Linked DNA regions of Homo sapiens: all the other regions are linked to region 3. A link is an interaction called in ENCODE POLR2A ChIA-PET data of the cell type or tissue named here. Cell type or tissue: HepG2. All regions are shown on one strand. Region 1 has its middle 12 kb from the start of TP53RK-DT. Region 2 overlaps SLC13A3 (solute carrier family 13 member 3). Region 3 has its middle 7.7 kb from the start of ZNF334.

The links. Peaks named below come from ENCODE experiments on the same cell type or tissue, not always from the same donor. Only the 100,000 strongest peaks of a DNase experiment are listed, where the experiment ranks them.
Region 1: POLR2A ChIA-PET joins it to region 3 with 8 read pairs; 9 of 35 experiments call an interaction of 5 or more read pairs at or near these places.
Region 2: POLR2A ChIA-PET joins it to region 3 with 5 read pairs; 1 of 35 experiments calls an interaction of 5 or more read pairs at or near these places.

What each region holds. Positions count from the first base shown.
Region 1 is chr20:46,675,889-46,678,388 of GRCh38, forward strand. It overlaps a transcript of SLC13A3 not described here. Among named protein-coding and RNA genes, the nearest start is that of TP53RK-DT, 12 kb to the right of the region's middle. In HepG2, no CTCF peak of the experiment used is centred here; a DNase peak (open chromatin) is centred at 1,303.
Region 2 is chr20:46,627,346-46,629,845 of GRCh38, forward strand. All of the region lies in intron 1 of SLC13A3 (solute carrier family 13 member 3), which reads right to left. Among named protein-coding and RNA genes, the nearest start is that of SLC13A3, 23 kb to the right of the region's middle. In HepG2, no CTCF peak of the experiment used is centred here; a DNase peak (open chromatin) is centred at 1,371.
Region 3 is chr20:46,520,035-46,522,534 of GRCh38, forward strand. No RefSeq gene overlaps it. Among named protein-coding and RNA genes, the nearest start is that of ZNF334, 7.7 kb to the left of the region's middle. In HepG2, a CTCF peak has its summit at 1,146 (motif pointing right); a DNase peak (open chromatin) is centred at 1,177.

The DNA of each region.
Region 1 (2,500 bases), 160 kb after region 3:
AACGGAGAGTAGTTCCAAATTCATCAGCTTCTTTTCTTTTTTTGAGACAGAGTCTCACCCTGTCCAGGCTGGAGTGCAGTGGCGATCTCGGCTCACTGCAACCTCCACATCCTGGGTTCAAGCGATTCTCCTATCTCAGCCTCCCAAGTAGCTGAGATTACAGGCACCCGCCATCATGCCCGGCTAATTTTTGTGTTTTTAGTAGAGACAGGGTTTCGCCATGTTGGCCAGACTGGTCTTAAACTCCTGACCTCAGGTGATCTACCCACCTCGGCCTTCCAAAGTGCTGGCATTACAGACACAAGCCACCACCTGGCCTCACAGCTTTTTATTGAAGTACCACATAAATACTGAAAAGTACCCATATAAACATGCCTGCAGTTTCATGAAATTTTACAAACCCAATCCACCCACATAACCAGCATCAAGCTCAAGAAATAGAACTTGTCCATCCCCCGAGAAGTCCCCAGAAGCCCCCTCCAAATCACTGCCCCTTCACCAAGGGCAGCCACTCTCTCAACTCTTTTTTTTTTTTTTTTTTTTTTTAGTAGAGACAAGGTTTCACCGTGTTGCCCAGGCTGGTCTCGAACTCCTGAGCTCAGGCAATCCGCCCACCTCAGCCTCCCAAATTGTTAGGATTACAGGCACGAGCCACTGCGCCCGGCCCCTTTTTTTCTTTTCTTTTCTTTTTCTTTAGTTTGTTTAATTTTGTTTTTAACTAAAACTAAACTGTGTCATCCAGGCTGGAGTGCAGTGGTGCAATCACAGCTCACTGCAGCCTTGAACTCCTGGGCCCAGGAGATCCTTCCCGCCTCAGCCTCCCCAGTCGCTGGGACTACAGGCATGCACCACCTTGCCTGGCAGATCTGAACTGAGATTTAATAGAATTCCTGGGCTGCGTGGAAACAGTGGGGACGACGGCAGAAGTGGGGAGAACCATGAGAGGCAACTGCAGGGGTTCAGGCAAAAGATCACATGGCCTACGCCAGGGTGGCCAGGAGGGGGAACGGAGAGTAGTTCCAAATTCATCAGCTTCTTTTCTTTTTTTGAGACAGAGTCTCACCCTGTCCAGGCTGGAGTGCAGTGGCGATCTCGGCTCACTGCAACCCCCATCTCCTGGGTTCAAGCGATTCTCCTGTCTCAGCCTCCCAAGTAGCTGGGATTACAGGCGCCCACCATCATGCCTGGCTAATTTTTGTGTTTTTAGTAGAGACAGGGTTTCGCCATGTTGGCCAGACTGGACTTGAACTCCTGACCTCAGGTGATCCGCCCACCTCGGCATTCCAAAGTGCTGGCATTACAAGCACAAGCCACCACCTGGCCTCACAGCTTTTTATTGAAGTACAACATAAATACTGAAAAGTACACATATAAACATGCCTGCAGTTTCATGAAGTTTTACAAACCCAATCCACCCACATAACCAGCATCAAGCTCAAGAAATAGAACTTGTCCATCCCCCTAGAAGTCCCCAGAAGCCCCCTCCAAATCACTGCCCCTCCCCCAAGGGCAGCCACGCTCCCAACCTTTTAATTATATTTTGAAAGTAAAGCTGGCAGGATCTTTTGCTGGATCGAATGGGGGCGAGGGGAGCTGGTGAAAGACAGGAGTCAAAGAGAGCCCCCAGGTTTGGGGTGAAGTTCTGGATTCCTGGGGCTGCCATTTACTAAGATGGGAAACTTGTGATGGGGGCAGAGACTATGGGTGAAACCAGGGGTTTGTTTTGGGACCTGTTGAGTTTTGGGATGCCCGTGAGGCCCTGGGGAAGATACATGCCATCTTATCTAAAGGTTGCAAATTCAATGCTCTCAGGGACAAGTAACAAGAGGAGTAAGACATATCTCACTCTCCTCTTACCTCTGTAAGAAGAACAACGGGACCAGCGTGATGACAAACAGTGACTCAGAGCCAAAGAGCAATAGGGAGCAGTGGAGACTGGGGCAAATTGGAAAGCACAGGCCCCTCTAAAAGAAGAGGTGTTAGAACAGGGTCCCGTGTGGCAAGATCTCCTGACGATGTTTCCAGAGAAGCCAGATGTCTAGATTTTTACATATGAAACAATCCATATGTATGTTTGAAATTGTTTAACATTGGCATATGAAATTGTTTAACATTGGCAACTAAAAAGCAAACATTATGTGAACCCAAGAAAACTGCCTACAGTTACAGCCACCCACTGGACCTAGATCAAATCTTCCACTTTACAGGTGGAGAAACTGAGGCCCAGGGAAGTCTAGAATTTTCCCCAAACTCACAGAAGGAGTTGGTGGCAGACTTTGGCCAGGCCTTGAATAGGCTGGGTCTCAGTGCCGGGTTCTCACCTCCCAGGCCTTGGTAAGAAGGGGCTGGAGTTAGTCTGTCTCCTTCACTTTGATCTAAATAGAGAGGCTCTAACCTGACAGTAAAAGGCAGCAAGATGCTATGAACAAGTATGGCTTTGGCGGCCTGGGGTCTCTATCTGTGTTGGTTAGGAATGCTTTTGGCTTCAAGTGATGGAAAA
Region 2 (2,500 bases), 110 kb after region 3:
AAAAGTTCCCAAGCTTAACAGTAACTTACAGCTGGCACTGGACTTCAGTGTCATGAGTGCAATAGGGAGGGGCGGGGACTGTGGTGAAGTGGGGAACACAGGGGCCTCCCCTACCACGAGGACAACCACTGCTGCTCAGCTCCTCTGATTGTTGTGATGCAGGAATGTGGGTCCCGTGATGCCAGCTCTCCTGATTTCAAGAGAAGCTTGAAATTTTGCTTCTATGTGAAATCTCAGTTTTAAAAGATTTGCTCATTAAAAGGAAACTGTGGGCCAATCAAAAAAAAAACTACATCTGCAGGTGGTATTCAACCTATAGTCACCAATTTATGACCTCTCATCTAAGTGATTTGAATTGGTAGAAGGATGGACCCCTGCGGTAATTAATGAAAAACCGACATATTGTATATGTGCCCACACATACGCAATACTGAATGTAATGTCAAGATGTTGACAGATTAGTAGGGATCACCGGACTCTGTACTGAAAACCCCTGCTCCATTTTAAAATCCCCATTTTACAGATATAAACTGAGGTCTGGAGAGGAGGTGTAGTGTCTTCAGGACCATGCAGAGCCTAAGAGTAGATCTCATCACTCCCAGCCCTGGTCCGTTTGAAATAGTGGAATCATAGAGGGGAGTCCAGGTGGATCCATGATTTTACTCCACCCAACAGCAGCTCTGGTCAACCTCTGCCTCTGGGCCTCCTGTTTCATGAACTCACACCAGCCACGTGGCCACACTGAGGTTCATTCTGTGTGTTTGCAAAATAGAGGCTTCCCTCGGATCTTCAAGGGCAGATTCAGGTAGGAAGGAGTGTGGGGCCACATGATCCCGAGGCACTGCTCCTTTCAATTTTAACTTCTGGAGTTCAGAGGTTGGGAGAGGTGTCTGATTTTGCAGACTTATTTTCTGGGTCAAGCCAGGGTGAGCAGTTTGCTTTCTTGCCACTTGTTTCTGTCCAGAGGCTCCATTTTGGGAGGGAGAATCTTGCTGAGCGGGCCCAGGGAAGAAGGAGTAGCAGCTTCGGGTAAAACATTGCTTAGCTCCCAGCCTACTCCCTCTGCCGTCAGAAGCCAGTGGGACTCAGCTAAAATCTCTAGGGTTGAAGGAACTGACGGCAAGGCCTAACGGAGTCTGCATCTGGAGAAGACAGGTGCCACAGGGAAGGAGGCTAGTCCTAATGATCAAGGCTGACCCTAGAGGCCAGATTCTGGGTGAACTTGATATGGATGAGGTTGGGAGGATGGCTGAAATGGAAAGTGGTCAGCTGCCTTTGAAGGGGAAAGAATACCAAGCAACTCTCTAGTGCTGGCCTGTCTAAACAGTGGAGCCCTGGGTCACATGTGGAATTTAAGTTCAAGTTCATTAACATCAAACAAAATTTAAAATTCCAGTTTCTTAGTAACACTAGCCACATTTCAGGTGCTCAACAGCCACATGGGACTAGGGTCCACCATTCTGAACAGAGCAGATATGGAACATCTCCATCATCACAGAAAGTTTTATAGGACAGACTGTTCTAGAGAACTCAGGCCCAAGGGCCAGGAAGCCTGGGGATAGGTGGTTTTGCTGCTGAATTTTTGCAGAAAATCACTGAACACACTGAGCCTAAATTAGTTCATCTTCTAATTGGGAATAATAATATTGGGATGTCTACATCACAGAGGATTCCATTAGGACAAATGTCTGTGAAAGCATTTTGAAGTGTGTGATTGACATTTCTATCTTAGGGATGATATTATGAATAAATTTGGATTTCTTTCTTATATGCTCTATTTTCCAAACTTCAACAACAAATATGCACATATTTTAAAAAAGAAGGCATCCTCTGAATACACAAGTGATATATCTGTAAAATTATTGGGTTACATGTTCTTTCTCTGAGAATTAGCAGATATTTAATTATTGCAGAAATTTGAGTCCAGCCTGATTTCTCCCACCCCTTATAGCTCACTTGAATTTTTTGCCTGGATATCCATAAGGTTTTTTAATTAAGCTTCAAGTCCATTAATGTTACCACAATTTGTCTTGGTGTTGATGAGTGTCCATAAGCTGTTTCTGGAAGACAGTAAGCTCTTTCAACCTGCATATGTTTTAGTTTTGGAGAAATGTTCTTCTATTAAAGATTCCAATATTGTTTTCCATTTTATTTTTTTCTTCAGGAACACCAATTATGCTGATGTTGGATTTCCTTTGTCTTCCATACTAATTGTTTTTCATCCATCCTTTCTTACTTTTCCACTTCATTTTGTTCAATCTTTTTTAGCCTGTATATCATGTCTCTGATTATGTTTTTAATATTTCCCCATTTTGCTCTGTCTGATACAGCCTTTATAACAGAATAGCTTTATTTTTCTCTTCCACTTACTTCCTGAGTGCTGTTTTTTCACCCCCTTCTGCTTCTTAATCTCTCTTCTTTGCCCTTTTTGTTTCTTATTTTGAGATTTGTTGTAGGCAGGCAATTTTTAAAATACATTTCACCGAAAAATATCTGTCCG
Region 3 (2,500 bases):
CACATCACCTTTGGTGAGAGGAGGACCAACTGTGGGGATTGTGAATTCAAACCTCCTGAAAGCTAATGTTGATGGGAGGTGAGCCAGTGAAATGGAAATGGCACCTGAGGCAAGATCCTGTCTAAGTAGAGTTTAGCCCTTTGCAGGACAGGTGCAATGAGTGCTATGAGGGAGATAAGAACAAGTACTGTGGGCAGAGAGGAGATGGCTGCTCACCCTGGACAGTGGGTTCAGAAGTAGCCTCCAGGAGGAAGCGAACATTCAGTGTGGATCTGATAGATTAGAATTGGCAGCCAAGGGTGAAGAGGATTCCTCTGGTCAGAAGGAACAGTATGTGCAGAGGCCAGAGAGTGTGGTGCAGTTTGCCAGGTTTGAGCTCCAGTCAGGCCTATGAATGACATGGCTGGCTAGTTGGGCCTTGTTTGTTATGGTGAAGCATGTTGTATTTTCCAAAGATGCCCATTACAATATCTCCCATCCTACTTTCTCTTCTTACTGCATCACTCCCCCATCAAAAGGTGGACTCTATGTCCCCTCCCCTGAAACCTGGATAGACCTTCATGACTGCCTCAACTAAAAGGATATGGTGGAAGTGAGGCCACGTGACTAACAAGGCCTGGGCATAAAAGGCAATACAGTCTCCGCCCAGCTCTCTGTTTGAGGATGCTCACTCTTGGGACCTGGACGCCATGCCATGAGGAAGCCCAGGCTACATGAGGAGGCCATGTGTGGACATTGTGGGTAAAATTCCCAGCTAAGGTCCTAGCCAACAGACATGTGAATAAGAAAGCCTTCAAGAGGACTCCATCCCCAGCCACCACCTGCCTGAGTGTGGACCGCCTATAAGTGAACCTTCAGAATCATGACAGATAATAATAATAAATGATGTTGCTTTACACCAATAACCAATAAAGATGGTCAAATAGTGATCAAGGAGAGGAATTCCAAGCCAAAAGAAAGGTATAGGTAGGGTTTACTACCAAACCAAAGAAGGAGGAGTTCCAGCATTGCAGGAGGGAAGGGGAGGGCAGGGCAGAGGAGGGGAGGGGAGGGAAGGAATGGAGGGAGAGGGACAAGGTAAGAAGAAGGCAGACTGGCAAGCCCACACTGGATAGTGTGGTTTCCATGAAGGCCACTAAGTGGCAGCATTGGCACAGGCCAGTGGTTGTCAGACTGACTTTGTTGTTGCTTTGTCAGGCGACCTCGCTGTGAAGGCTCAGTGTCTGTGGCTGCAAGGTAAAGAAGGCCTGGCTGATAGCAAGTGCTGAGGAAGGCCTGGGAAGGCCTAGCTCTTGCTGATACATCAAATAATGTCAACCTCCCACAGCTGTTAACTCGAGTCAATTCATTTGTGGTGGACGTGTTGTTTTTTCTTCTGGTCCTCCTTTTTCTCATAACAAACACTTCAATTTTCCTTTGGGGAACTATACCACCACCACTCAGGTCTCCTGTATACACTCTCATAGGCTGTGCACTGCATAACTCCAGAGAATCCATCCATTCAGACTGTGATGAGTGGTGCCTACTGGAATTGAGGAGTGCCCAACCTGTACAACTGTCAATAACAGCCCTTGAAAGATGGTCCAAGTTGCCCATTGTGCTCCTGGTCTAGATACAAGCACATTGTCTGAACCAAGCATATCATGGATTTGATTTTGAATCCTGAGTAGAATGTTCATCCTGTTCATACTGACATGAATGCTGTGAAGCAACTGCCCATTAGCTCCAGCTACATGGATCTCCAGAGTTCTCCCTGGTTCTTTTCTTTTTTTGTTTTCCAACTCCAATAGAAATCAAATTCCCTTTTGATTTAGTTCGCCAGAGATGCTTTCTGTTGCTAGCAACCGGAGAACTCCAAAAAGTCACAATCTGTGCCTCAAAACTTTCTCAAGGAACCAGATTTCAGCAAAAGGTCTTGGGTATTAAGATTAAAACTAGTCTTTATTCATTATCCATTCATTTATTCATCCAACAAATATTTTGGGGGTACCTACTATGTGCCAGGCATGGTATTAGATTAGAGGACTCAGCGGTGAAGAAGCCAGTCATGCATGGTCACTGCCTACTCAGAATCTGGTGAGAAAGACCACAGTATGTAGATGATTACAGACAGCTATAGAATTCCAAATGGGGGGAAGTATTGTGAAAGAATAGAATGAAATGCATTTTAGGCTTGCTACAAGCAAGCAGTTTCTACCTCTTATAACAGTTAATCCTCAGAACAATGCTACATGTTAAGTAATACTATAGATCCTATTTCACAAATATGTAAACTAAGCTTACGTTAAATATAAATATACATCCAATAATTTATAAATAGAAATAGAAATAGAATTTTCCCAAGACTTGGGTCTTTCAATGCTAGAAGTGGGGCAGTCCTGGGCAAACAGGGACAAGTTGTCACTCTAATAAATAACTTGCCTGTGACCACACTGTTAGAGAGTGGTGGGGTAAGTATTCACTTCAGGTCTAGTTTTACCCTGAAGCTCATGCACACAAT